2 separate regions of the Mus musculus genome follow, and region 2 is linked to region 1. A link is a contact called in ENCODE POLR2A ChIA-PET data. All regions are on one chromosome and are shown on one strand. Each heading gives the region's core, a stretch centred on a gene start or an enhancer-like site at or near the end of the contact. The rest is flanking DNA. Distances are from core to core; before and after follow the strand shown. Region 1 holds the start of Pxn (paxillin). Region 2 overlaps Gcn1 (GCN1 activator of EIF2AK4).

The links. ChIA-PET counts read pairs that join two places held with the same protein, here RNA polymerase II (POLR2A).
Region 2: POLR2A ChIA-PET joins it to region 1 with 32 read pairs in Patski. The contact joins the enhancer-like site here to the promoter of Pxn in region 1. POLR2A ChIA-PET finds 5 or more read pairs at or near these places in 5 of 5 experiments (Patski and embryonic stem cell).

The regions. Positions count from the first base shown.
Region 1 is chr5:115,502,400-115,508,937 of GRCm38, reverse strand. It overlaps Pxn (paxillin), which reads right to left and starts at 2,262. Exons shown (of 12, transcript NM_133915.3): 1 at 2,070-2,262. The coding sequence starts at 2,082.
Region 2 is chr5:115,570,138-115,576,675 of GRCm38, reverse strand. Gcn1 (GCN1 activator of EIF2AK4) reads right to left here. Exons shown (of 58, transcript NM_172719.2): 2 at 5,165-5,267; 3 at 2,034-2,097; 4 at 1,380-1,511; 5 at 448-556. Among named protein-coding and RNA genes, the nearest start is that of Mir7029, 7.5 kb to the left of the region's middle. Within about 2 kb of position 3,600, at least 1 of the 3 ENCODE cell types and tissues checked has a DNase peak (open chromatin) inside an H3K27ac peak, as active enhancers do.

The DNA of each region.
Region 1 (6,538 bases), core at 1,013-3,512:
CTCTCCAGTCCTGCACATCCATCCTTACCCCCACCCCGCCCTGGGCTCTGGTCAGCCAGGCGGAACGGCCCCCTGAGAGCCCAGACTAAGGAGGCAGTGTAGCTCGGATGGAGCAACTGGAGAGTCTAGAGAAGGCAGCAGAAGTCACAGGTGGCAGCCACCACCCCTTGCCACCCCTCCTGCCAGCACCAGCTCACCCCCTTCCCCGGAAGGAATGTATACAGGAGCTGCCCAGGGACCAGCTTCTAGGCACAGACTTCATTCGTTTCTGGGCTGTGCAACCTTGGGTCAGAGACTCAGCCTCTCTTGGTCTCTTGTTAAATAGAGGTAGTGTTGGTGGCCATGGCCTCAGGGTGATCTTACAGAAAGGACAGGACAAATCCAGGCATGGGTAAGAACTCCACAGACAGCCCATTTCAATCCCTACGGTCCCCGTCTGCCAGAAAGCACTCTTTCCTTTCAAAGACAACTCAGTGTGCTGGCCCTAAATGGAAGACAGTCAGAAGCCGGGAATTCCGAGCTCTGCGGACACTACAAAGACTTCCTCAGTCCTTCAAACAGCACGGGGACTGTCCAGAAGCAACAGGGCCCTCAACCAGCCTGTGAGGTGCTGTGACTAGATTCCCCTCGTCCCCACCGGGGGAACCCCTTACACATTCAGATACCTACTCAAAAGCTCATCACCCCGGCCTCCTTTCGAAAGCTCAGGTATTTTTATGTGGAAGAATAAAAATTAAAAATACCTGCCTGGAAGCTACGCCAACCTTGAGTGCATCGGGAACGGACGTGCCAAGCCTGACCCAAAAGCATAGCTATGCCTGGCAGACAGCCCACTCCGTGAACCAAGCAGGACCCAACACCATCCCAGCCTCCAGGATGTTACACCAGCTCCCTGATCCCACAAGGAAACTGTAGCCAGTTTTAAAAATGACCAGTCTTAACTTGGTACCCTGTGTTGCCTGAGAGGTCCCTCAGTCTTATCTAGTGAATCTGCTCCTCAGAGCCAGGGACACGGATGGCACCAGCGGTCATACAAGCCACCCACAGTCCAGAGAGTGAAGACAAGGCTCCTACAGAGAAGGGACTTTATCCCACACACACCTCCTCAGCTGAGGGGCCCTCCGGGGAGGGGAAGACAGGGGCTCCTTCACGCTGGGATTCACTGGGCATTCCTAGAAGCCTTGAATCAACCCCCTTGGGTTTAAAATCCACTTCCAGGAGAGTCTTTCCTTTCCTCTGTCCTAACAGCAGACCAAGTGTGGGCTGAAAAGAATGGCCTCTGGGCTCCAATAACACGAGGACAGTTAAAACTCTGTTCTGGGTGTCCTGTCCTCTTTACCTGTGGGGTTTCCAGCAGCTCTGATGCTGGGGGTGGGGGACCTTGCCAGCCAGGACACGTTCAGAGATGGCCGTAGCCTGCGGCCCATTCCCCTTCTCATTCCTCTGGCATGTCACCAGGGTCTGGGAACGGTGGGTGAGAGGCGGGAGTCATAAGCCACCACCCCCCCAAACTTGCCTTTCTAAGTTTAAACTTGATCTTGTAATACAGGGTGACCAGACTTGAAACGGTGTGTGGTGGGGGTTGGGGGGGGGTGTATATGCAGTACCCCCGGGGACACTTGTCATTAGAATGGGGGTGTGGTCCTCACAAGCTTTTCTGTGGGCTGTGATAGGAAATGGGTGGGCTCTCTCGAAAGGGGCTATATCCCTGAAACGGGGTGGGGGGTCTGGGGGCAGTGTGCAAAGTGGAAGGTGGCCTGGAGGGAACAGAGGGGGGTCATAGAAGAAACAGCCTCTGAGACCGAGTCCCATAGGCAGACGCTCTGAGGTGGGGGTGGGGAAGCCAAGTGAGGGTCTCCTGCAAGCCAAGGAGGTCTGCCCCGGGAGCGGGGCGCCTCTCCCAGAGGTGGGTCCCTGAACACCCAGTACGGGATCGAGGTCCTCAGGCGCCGCAGCGAAGAGCGGCCAGCACAGCCCCGGGCCGTAGGCACCGCAGCCCAGCCGGGCGCTAGGGTGGGATCGGCGGCCGCCGGGCCCCGGCCGCTCCGCCCTCCGTCTCCCGCACTCACCGAGGTCGTCCATGGCTGGTCCTCAGACGCCAGTCCCCGGCTCGATGTCGCCCTCGCTGCCCGTCTCCGGGCTGCTCCTCGCCGCCCCGCAACTTTTCCGCGTCCAGCCTCGGCCCGGAACGGAACCCGCTGCCGCGCTGCCTCCTCCTCCACCACCGCCGCCGCCGCCGGCGCGCGCGCCCGCGACAGGATAGCCCCGCCCCCGCGTGCACGCTGGCCACGCCCCGCCTCCGACCCCCCACCCCCCCAGCACGCCCAATCCCGCAGGGGGCGAAAGCTGGGCGTGGTCGTGGCGCCCCCTGGCGGCTGGACAGGCTGGTGGCGTCTATAGGCCATGAACCTCTGCGTTCAGTCTGACCCGACCTTCTGGCAGACTAGTCACTCAAGAGAGTCGGTGGCAGATTTGTCACTCAAGAGAGTCGGATTTGTCCACCTGTCCCTGTAGGTCACCTCCCAGGAGGATTAAATCGGCTTGCCTGGAGCCTTTGGACTGATGGCAGTGCTAGTCATCCCAGAATAATATCCCAGATGTAGTTTTTGTGAAACAGGGTCTCTCTCTCTCTCTCTGTCTCTCTGTCTCTCTCTCTCAGGGTCTCTCTCTCTCTGTCTCTCTCTCTCTCTCTGTCTCTCTCTTTGGTTTTTCTTTTTTTTTTTTTTTAAAGTATTCATTTGAATTAATGTTGAAACAATTCATGGTTTTTTTTTTTAAAGATTTATTTATTTATTACATGTAAGTACACTGTAGCTGTCTTCAGAAGAGGGCGTCATATCTCGTTACAGATGGTTGCGAGCCACCATGTGGTTACTGGGATTTGAACTCTGGACCTTCGGAAGAGCAGTCGGGTGCTCTTACCCACTGAGCCATCTCACCAGCCCTCTCTTTGGTTTTTCGAGACAGGGTTTCTCTGTGTAGCCCTGGCTGTCCTGGAATTCACTCTATAGACCAGGCTGGCCTCAGAAATCCGCCTGCCTCTGCCTCCTGAGTGCTGGGATTAAAGGCATGCACCACCACTGCCCGGAGAAACAGGGTCTCTTTGTACCTCCAGCCAGGCTGGAACCTGAGACCTTTGTCCTGACTGGTAACATCAGCAGTGGCTGCGACCAACTCTGGCCCCAGATCCAGTACTTTAGAGCTTATGAAACCTTTCATTTTACCCCTTTCCCTGCTTCCCCCTTCCTAGAGACTGCCAAAATTCTGCACAAGGTAGATTTACCCCACATTACAGCAAAGCAAAAACTACCAAAACTTCATTCCCGGATCCTGGCAGATTTGCCCAGGGGACTCAGAAACTGGATGATAAAAGCCTGGTGTAGTAGCTCAGGACTATAATCTCAGCTAGTTGGGAGATGCAGGCAGGTCTTCAAATTCAAGATTACACTGGACTAGAGAAAGAGTAAGGACTAAACTGGGCAATTTATAGGAAGACCTGTCTCAAATTTTAAATTTTTTGAAAACTTTTAAAAATAAATACACACACACACACACACACAAACTGAGTGTGGTGGCACAAGACTATAATCCCAGAATTTAGTAGGCAGAGGCAAGTTTATCAGGAGTTCAAAGTTGTCCTTAACACCACACAGTCAGTTCAGTTCAAAGCCAGCCAGGGCTACATAAGACCCTGTCTCAAAACATACATACATACATACATACATACTTCAAGACCAGCCCAACAAGTAACATAGGACTTAAATCCCCACCCTTAGGAAGTGGAAGCAGGAGAATAAGAAATTCAAGGCCATCCTTAGCTAAATATTGATTATGAAACTACCCTGGGCTATATAAGACTCTATCTAAAATCATTGACAAATAAAAATGTAAACTGTTGGCCAGGCATGGTGGCACATACATTTAATTCTAGCACCCAGGAGGTAGAAGCAGGTAGATCTCTGTGAGTTCCAGGACAACCAGAATTACGTAATAGAAAAACCCGTCTCAAAAAACAACACAACAGCCGGGCAGTGGTAGTGCATCCCTTTAATCCCAGCATTTGGGAGGCAGAGGGAGGTGGATTTCTGAGTTCAAGGCCAGCCTGGTCTACAGAGTGAGTTCCCAGACAGGCAGGGCTATACAGAAAAACCCTGTCTTGAAAACCAAAAGAAGAAAAAAAAATGTTTTTTGTCTCAGTGACAAAGCACCTGCTTAAAGTGCCTGAAGCCCTGGATTTAGTCTGCAGTACTCCCATCCCTAATAGTAGAAAGTGTACACTGTGGTGGTTTGAATGAGATTGGCCCCACAGGCTCATATATTTGAACACTCGGTTCCCCAGCCTGTGGATCTGTTTGGGAAGGACTGGGAGGTGTGGTCTTTGCTGGAGGAGGTGTGTCACTAGGAAGCAAGCTTTGAAGTTTCAAAAGCGCCACTCCATTCCCACTCTCTGTCTGCTTCCTTTTCATAGATCAAGACCTAAACTTTTAGTTTACGGCTCCCGCGCCAGGCCCGACTGCCTGCTGCCTGACTCCCCCCACTTGGTGATCATGGGCATTGCCCTTGGGAACAGCAAGCTTCCAATGAACTGCTCTATTAACACAGCCTGGCTTGTGGTGTTTTGTCACAGCAATTGAAAAGGTAACTAAGACAAGTGATTTGTAAAATAAAAATAAAGAAGAGAGGCTGGAGAGATGGCTCAGCAGTTAAGAGCACTGACTGCTCTTCTGAAGGTCCTGAGTTCAAATCCCAGCAACCACGTGGTGGCTCATAACCATCTGTAATGAGATCTGATGCTCTCTTGTGGTGCCTCTGAAGACAGCTACAGTGTTCTTATGTATAATAAATCTTTACAAAAAAATACAGATAAACTAAGAGACAAAATTAAAACTATTTGAAGTCCAATAATGTGACTAATAGGCGTTTGTGATATTGTTATTGTTTCGCTTTGTTTTGGGTCTCATGTATCCCAGGACAGCCTTAAAACAAAGGCCAAAGATGGCCTTGGACTTTCTGATCCTCTTGCAAGAGTGCTAGGATCTCAGGTGTGGCCCACCATGTCTGGTTCTGTCAGTACTGAGGACAGAACCCAGTTTCATAAATGCTGGGCAAACACTAAACTGACTAAGCTACCCCCCCAGCTCCCCAGTCCCCCAGCCCCCCAGCCCCGCTATCTCCAGTTTCTAGATCCACAGTGCTCAACCTGTGGATCTTGATCCCTTTGGGGCATCAAAGGACTCTTTCACACGGGTCTCCTAAGACCATTGGAAAAAGAGTTATTTATCTTACAATTCATAACAGTAGCAAAATTACAGTTATAGAGTAGCATCGAAAATGATTGTATGGCGGGGGACGGGGGTCACCACAGCATGAGGAACTGTGTTAGAGGCAGCTTCTTCAGGAAGGTTGAGGACCCCTGCTGTGGCTCGTCTTACCCGCATTTACTTAACCCATAACAGTGCTGAGTGATGCACCCCAGCCAGCATTTACTTAACCAACGCCTTAGTGAAATGGAATTCTCTCCACGCTGTCCCCGTAATTAACGTAATTAACTAACGATGCTGAGGAGACCTCCCCTGTAGCTAAACCTTGGCGCACATCCTTCCTGAGGGTCATTGATTTCTGCAAGCGGAAGTGCTGCGTCAGAAGTTAAACATACGGGGCTTGGGAGTGGCTCGATGGTATACCTATGCTTGCAGTCACATGCCCAAGATCATAAATTCAATGCCCCAGCCAGATCCTTAAAGAGATGATGTGGCCCTAGGAGGAAAGATGAGTCACCTCCAACACTCCATCCTCAGCCATATCAGAGCGGGGGGACATGTGTTTGCCAGGCACACTACAGTCCCTAAACCCTCTTCCTCCTCCCCTCCTGTCAGGTCAATGTAGCCTCTATCGCTCCGCCATTTCGACCTCTACTTTTTTTCCTGTTTTTTCTCTCTAACTATTCTACCATCCTCCTGCCCAGACAAGTAATTCATTAACCTCCAAATTAAACTGGATGCTTCCAGCCAGAAGCCAGCGCCATAGCTCTTATTTGTTTATTTATTTTTGTTTTGTTTTGTTTGGGCTTGTTTGTTTCTTTGAGACAGGGTTTCTCTGTGAAACCCTGGCTGTCCTGGAACTCACTCTGTGGACCAGGCTGATTTCGAATTCACAGAGATCTATCTGCCTCTGTCTCTCAAGTGCTGGGATTAAAGATGTGCACTCCCACTGCCTAAGATTTTTTTTTTTTAAATCAAGTCTCACTATGTGTCCCTGGCTGGCCTGAAGTCCCTGTGTAGACTGAGGGGGGCTGGCCTTGAACTCACAAGAGAGCTGCCTGTTTCTCCCTCCCATATGCTCAGATTGAAGGCTTTGGACACAGCACCTGGTTTAAAGATTTTTTTTTTTTTTTTTTTTTTTGAGACAGGGTTTCTCTGTGTAGCTCTGGCTGTCCTGGAACTCACTCTGTAGACCAGGCTGGCCTGAAACTCAGAAATCCACCTGCCTCTGCCTCCCAAACGCTGGGATTAAAAGCGTGAGCCACCACCACCCTGCT
Region 2 (6,538 bases), core at 2,351-4,850, 66 kb before region 1:
CCCTGGCCTATACCAAGCATACCTAGACATCAAGAGAAGGTCCCAGCCGGCCTACCAGGTTAACAGACAGGTGGAAAGGAGAAACAGAGAATGTGCAAGGTGCAGGCATAAAAAGAGAGGAGATCAGATGACCAAGGCAGCAGCCAGAGTCTCCCTCTATCACCCTGAAATCCAGACACAGGTGAGAGACTGCTTAGCCAGGAAACAGCACAATCGACATCACTGTAGCCGCTGGCAGCCTGCCTTTCAGTTGTCAGCCCTAGCCTGGCCTCTCGTGAAGGCAAGGCCCTACACCATGCCTGACACAGAGCCGCAGAACGTGATTCCTACGGTACTGAACTCACACCCGCCACCAATGCCTGCCTCTGCAGAGCACTCGGATGCGAAGGACGCCTCAACACCCTGGGGAGAGCTGACCCCCCACGGCTCCAAAGACAAGGGACCTACCAGCTTGTTCCAGATGTCTCCTTGCCGCTTGGCCTTCAGGGGAAAGACAATTCGCACTAGGAGGCAGGTCCAGGTCAGAGCCAGCAAGGCAGCTGAGCCGCTACTCTTGCTACAAAGGAGAAGCGGGAGGAGAAGAGCTTAGTGCGGGGTTCCAGCCTCCACGGGGGATTGGGGGGGGACAACAATGTTCACCCTGTGGCACAGCATGGTGTGTGTGTATGAACCCTCCCCCAACACCATCAGTGATAAACAGGACAAGCGTCCAGGCCTCACTGGCTAAATCCCATCCCTTGATGTTTGGGACAGTAAAAACAAGATGAGGTTGGAGAGACGGCTAAGAGGGGTTAAGAACACAGGTTGCAGCCGGGCATGGTGGTGCACGCCTTTAATCCCAGCACTTGGGAGGCAGAGGCAGGCGGATTTCTGAGTTCGAGGCCAGCCTGGTCTACAAAGTGAGCTCCAGGACAGCCAGGGCTATACAGAGAAACCCTGTCTCGAAAAAAACAAAAACAAAAAACAAAACAAACAAACAAAAAACCAAAAAACAAGAACACAGGTTGCTCTTCCAAAGGACCTGGGTTCGATTCTCACAGCAACCACATGGCAGCTCCCACTGTCCCGGGGACCTGACCCCCTCCCCTGGTATCCTCAGGTTCTAGGCATGCACATAGTATACAGACATACGTGCAGTAAGAGACTCATTCACATAAAATGTACATGAACAAGTATATAAAGCTTTGCCCATCCAGTGCCTCGGGCCCACTGGATCTTTTCTCTACTAACTTGGTTCCTCTCCCCACTCAGAGGCGCTCTCTAGTGCCATTCAGAGTACAAAGGTAAGAGGGCCAGATGTGCTCCCACCAGTGGCTCTACACCAGCCTACCTGAGAAGTTGGCACCACCCCCCGGAGGCCCGCAGCCCCAGGCCCGTACCTGGGAACACATGCTTTGGAGCCAACCCCTGAAGACTGGAGAGAGTGCAGGAGGTTCTTGGCGGTGGCCTCTGGCTGGGCCTCGGCCAGCTGCTGGATGGCTGCCTGCAGGGCTCTGCGAGAGGCTGCGTCTCTAAAGAGGGAAGGAAGGGGTAGTGACATGTGACCTCAGCAGAGACAGGGCTGCTGAAGTCAAGCACTGCTCTTCGGGGGGACACTCATGGTCCTACATTTCAGGGGCCCCTAGGGGACAGAGATGAACCTGATAAACCCACCTCACCCCAGAAAGAGCACAGGATGACAAGAAGGGCAGAATCTATGCTCATGGTGTATATGCCCCATGACTCCTTTATAGCTTTATAAGTGCAGCTAATGATTGCATACATGCGCTGAGATATTATAATAAGGCAGGCAGTGTCCCAGGCCTTCACACTAACAACTTCCCATGAGGTACAAAATGCTATCATCCCCATTTTGCAGATGAGAAAACTGAGGCATAGGGAGGCTAAGTAACTTGCCCAGGATCCAGTAGTTAAGAGCATGAACCTAAGAGTCTGGCTCTAACAACTAGGGGCTCTCCCCACTGCCCCATGCTGTCTCTCTGACACAGTGTCGCTGTATGGCACGGTCTAAGCCCTGGTCTCTGGGGGCTCACCTATATCGATGCAGTGTCAAGCAGAACAACTTGCAGAGCCCTTTCACGGCTCCCTCTGGCAGATCTGAAAGCAGAGTTCACAGAGTCTCAACAACAAGCACAGCGGTGAGTGTCCGCTTACATCAGTCCTGTCAGCTGGGATCCTGGTACCAGACGCCCTAGTAAGCCCCGCACCTTGTAAAATCTCAAGGAGAAAACAGGCACATGGAACAGAAACGCCCCGAGTGCAGGAGACACTTGCTAAACCAACGATGGATAGAAGAAGCCCAAGACCCCAGCATCTCCCTCTCCCTACAGAGCAGGGCTCAGCAGGGCTACGACTGCCTGCTCTGCTCTCCGGCCTGGGCGCTGGCTTTAAACTGTGCTGTTGGTGATGCTCGGAAGGTACTTGCTCACATACAGTCTAATAAGTGGTCTACAAGTCAGCAGGAAGGCCACATGTAGTGAGGCACACCTTTAATCGCAGCAGTGGCCGGCAGATCTACGTGAGTTAAAGGTCAGTGTCACCTACATAGTGAGTTCCAAGCCAGCCAGAGCTACACAGTGAAAACTATCTCAAAAATATATAGACAGACAGACACCCTGTTTCTAAACTAAACAAAACAAAAACTGGTGGGCAAGGTGGTTTAGTGGGTAAAGGTACATGCATACTCTATAAGCCTGACTTTAATCTCACCCCTGGGACCACGTAAAGGAGGAAGGAAGGAGCTGCCTCCAGAAGGTTCTCTGTCCTTCACGTGTGCATCCTGACACTTGTAAGCATACCATACACAAACAGGCATGCACACAAAATGACAACATTTTTTTACAGTTCATAAACCAGGTGTGGTGATGCATGCCTTTAATCCCAGCCCTCAGGGAGGCAGAGGCAGAGACAGGTGGATTTCTGTGAGTTCTAGGCCAGCCTGGACTACATAGTTGAGTTCAAGGAGAGCCTGAACTACAGAGACTGTCTCAAAAAAAAAAAAAAAAAAAAGGTGGGGGGGGGGGGGGGGAGAAAAGCTTAAGAACCAGGACAGGACAGGCATGCCTGGAACTAGACAGCCCTGAAAGCCCAAACCTGCATTTGTCAACTGTGGGAAATACAGAGAGGGCAGGAAGACAGGGAAGAAGGCTCTGAGGAGAGCACTCAGGCCGCTCTGTAAACCAAGGCACTGCCCCACCCAGTGGGCTCTGCTGTAAACCCACCTTCCAAGGAAAAAATAAACAACAGGAAGCCAGCAGGCCAGCCAGAGGGGCAGCCAGGCGGAACAAGAATGCCCTGGCATGCTGGTGAGTCAGCTGGGACAAGCAGGACCCGGCAGACCAGAGCAAGCAGTCAGCAGAGAAATTTGTCTGGGGAAACTCAGCCCCTGTATGAGGTGGATGAAGCCCAGGAGGAGCTTTCTCAGCACGTCCCATTTCAGGAGCCCAAACGATGGAGAGGAAACAAGCAGAACTCCGAGCCTGTGGGGCTATCAGCACTAAGGAAACAGCAGCCAAGCTGACAGACCAGGAACAATGACAGGAAACACCCAGCGCTCGTGTCCGCTGTCCCGAGCTGCAGATGCTCTCACACCCCCGCCTCACCAGCCCTTGAGAGGCATCACAGGAGCTCATGTTCAGCCTAGGCCCGGAGTGTTAGAGGACTGAAAGCTACAGATTCCAGGAAGGAGGCTGGGTGTTCACACCACAGCACCTCACAAGTACAACTTACTTGGAACTGTACATTCAGGGTGCCAGAAAAGCAAAACCACCCTCAAAGACTCAGAGTAGTTCATAAACTGAGACGCAGAATTCAAACTTACTCCATAAACGGGTGTGTGTGTGTGTGTGTGTGTGAGGGATGTAGTACTTGGCAGTTAGCCTGCAGGGAAATCTAACCAGCACGGCTCAGTACAAGCATATACTTGGCATCTCTGCACAGCAGCCTTAACAGACTGGGGCCTTGAGAGAGTCGCCTCCGAGTAGGCATAAAATTATACACTACAGCACTCACACACAGGACAGCTGAGAAACTCACGCAGCAACTGACACCACTTACAGCTTTAACAAACTTGCCTGTTACCCAGGCAACAACAGGTTTGAAGCAGCAGGTGGGAATGTGAGAGAAGATTGGAAGGAAAAGCCAGATGTGGTGGTTTACATCTGTAAGCTCAGCCCTGGGGAGGCTGAGGACAGAGGACAGACATGCACTACAAGGTAGCTGGGTCCATCCAGGGAGACCCTGTCTTGGGAGGGAGGGTTGGAGGGAGGGATGGAAGGTAGGCCGGCTGGTTTGTTTGAGTTTGGTGCAGTAGTGCACACCTATAATTCCAGGACTGAGTGCTAAATAAGGAGAGTGGGATTCAAGGCCATTCTAAGGAGTCCATTCTAAGGAGTCCTTTTCTCAAACAACCACCACTACTCTCCCCGCAAAAAGAAAAGTTAGTAAAATGCAAGCGCCTGTAGGGACTGTTCTCGGGGCGCATTAGAAAACACACATCTCTCAATCTCAGCTAGACTTAGGGTACTTAGCTGGACGCCACCTGCTACCATCTTCTCATGTCCGTGGACATACAAAGAAAATATCTGTGTGCCCAGTATACTGCTCAAGAATCAACATAATTAAAACTACAAATAAGGGGGCTGGAGAGATGGCTCAGCGGGTAAGAGCACCGACTGTTCTTCTAGAGATCCTGAGTTCAATTCCCAGCAACCACATGGTGGCTCGCAACCATCAGCAATGGGATCCAATGCCCTTTTCTGGTGTGTCTGAAGACAGCAACAGTACAGTATTCTTATACATTAAATAAATAATAAATAATTTAAAAAAAAAACCTACAAATAATGGCCGGGCGGTGGTGGGGCTCACCTTTGATCCTAGTGCTCGTGAGGCAGAGGCAGGCGGATCTCTTGAGTTTGAGGCCAGCCCGGAGTACAGAGCAAGTTCCAGGACAGCCAGGGCTAACTGGAGAAATCCTGTCTTGAAACAGAACAAAACAAACCTACCTGCACCGACCCAAATGTTTCAACTGTTTTGAAGAACATTAAAAAAAAAAAGGTGTAGTCAGAAGCAGACGAGCAGGGTCGTCTCATCAGCTCAGGGAGAAAGAGAGCGCGCACCCTGACTTCCCTCAGACACAGCAGTGCAGGAACAGGCAAATACACACCTTTGCCGGCGATGCATCGCCCCAGTTCACTGAGAATCTCTCTCCGCTCCTTCACACTGGCTGTTGTCACCTTCACAGCGAAGCGCTTCAGTGTCTCGGAAACCTGCGAAGACCAAACCCACACAAAGTTTCAACAGACATGACAAACGCTGAGTGTGTGTGTGTGTGTGTGTGTGTGCACAGGCAGAGCTGCGTTCTGACAGCTGGGGCTGGATAACATCTTGTCATGGGAAGCTGCCTCTGTGCATTATGGGGTTTTAAAAGCATTTCTCAGCTCCACCCACTAGTCACAGCCAGTTTCAGCCCACTCTCCTCCTGCCCTAGTTGTGACAATCAAGTCCCTAGATGGTGTAGAATCTCCAGACACAGGGAACAAACAGCACCCTCAGTGTAGATACACTGTCTTCATCCACTCAACATACTTTTCTTGAACTCGGGCAAGGCAAGGCAAAGTTCAGAAGCCTCTAGACAGAAAGCATCCTTTCATAAACACCCCAAAAGTTCACCCCTGGTTGATGACTATGGGTGAGGGAAAGCCTCTTTCCTAAGAGGTGAGCACTGGAAGACTGACGACCACCACCACCACCACCTCCGTCCCCCCCAGCAGGCGGCCCCACCCCCGCACTCACATCAGCAGCACTAACTGCACCAAATACCAAATCAGAGGACCCAAACACCAAAGGACCCACAGTCAATCCTCTGACTTCCACACACAGTGTGGCACAGGCCCACAAGAGCACATTCACGCACACGTACATACCCAAACAAAGTAAATACACCTATTTTTAAAGATGGCTTAGGAGTTAAGAGCACTTGCTGATCTGGCGGAAGACTGAGACTCAGTTCTCAGCACCCACACAGCAGCTCACAGCCATCTGGAACTTCAGTTCCAGGGGACCTGATGCCCTCTTCTGGCCTCTGCAGACACACAGTGCACTAACAAACAGACAGGCACTCACACATACACATGAAATAAGATTTCCGTTAACTAGCCAGACGTGGTGGCGCACACCTTTAATCCCAGCACTCAGGAGGCAGAGACAGGTGGATTTCTGAGTTCGAGGCCAGCCTGGTCTACAGAGTGAGTTCCAGGACAGCCAGGGCTACACAGAGAAACCTTGTCTCCAAACCCCCCCCCGCCCCCCAAAAAAGATTTCCGTTAAGTGATCATGAATGTGGAAAGGGTCTGTCCTGGGGCACTGGGTAGAGAGAGGGGGAGCGGGGGTGGATATAATCAAGATACACAACCTACAACAGTCCCAACACAACAAATACATTTAAAAAGGCAGTACAAGCCAGGCAAGATAACATGCACCTTTAATCCCAGAAGGGGGCAGAAGAATTTCAGTGAGTTCAAGGCCTGCCTGGTCTATA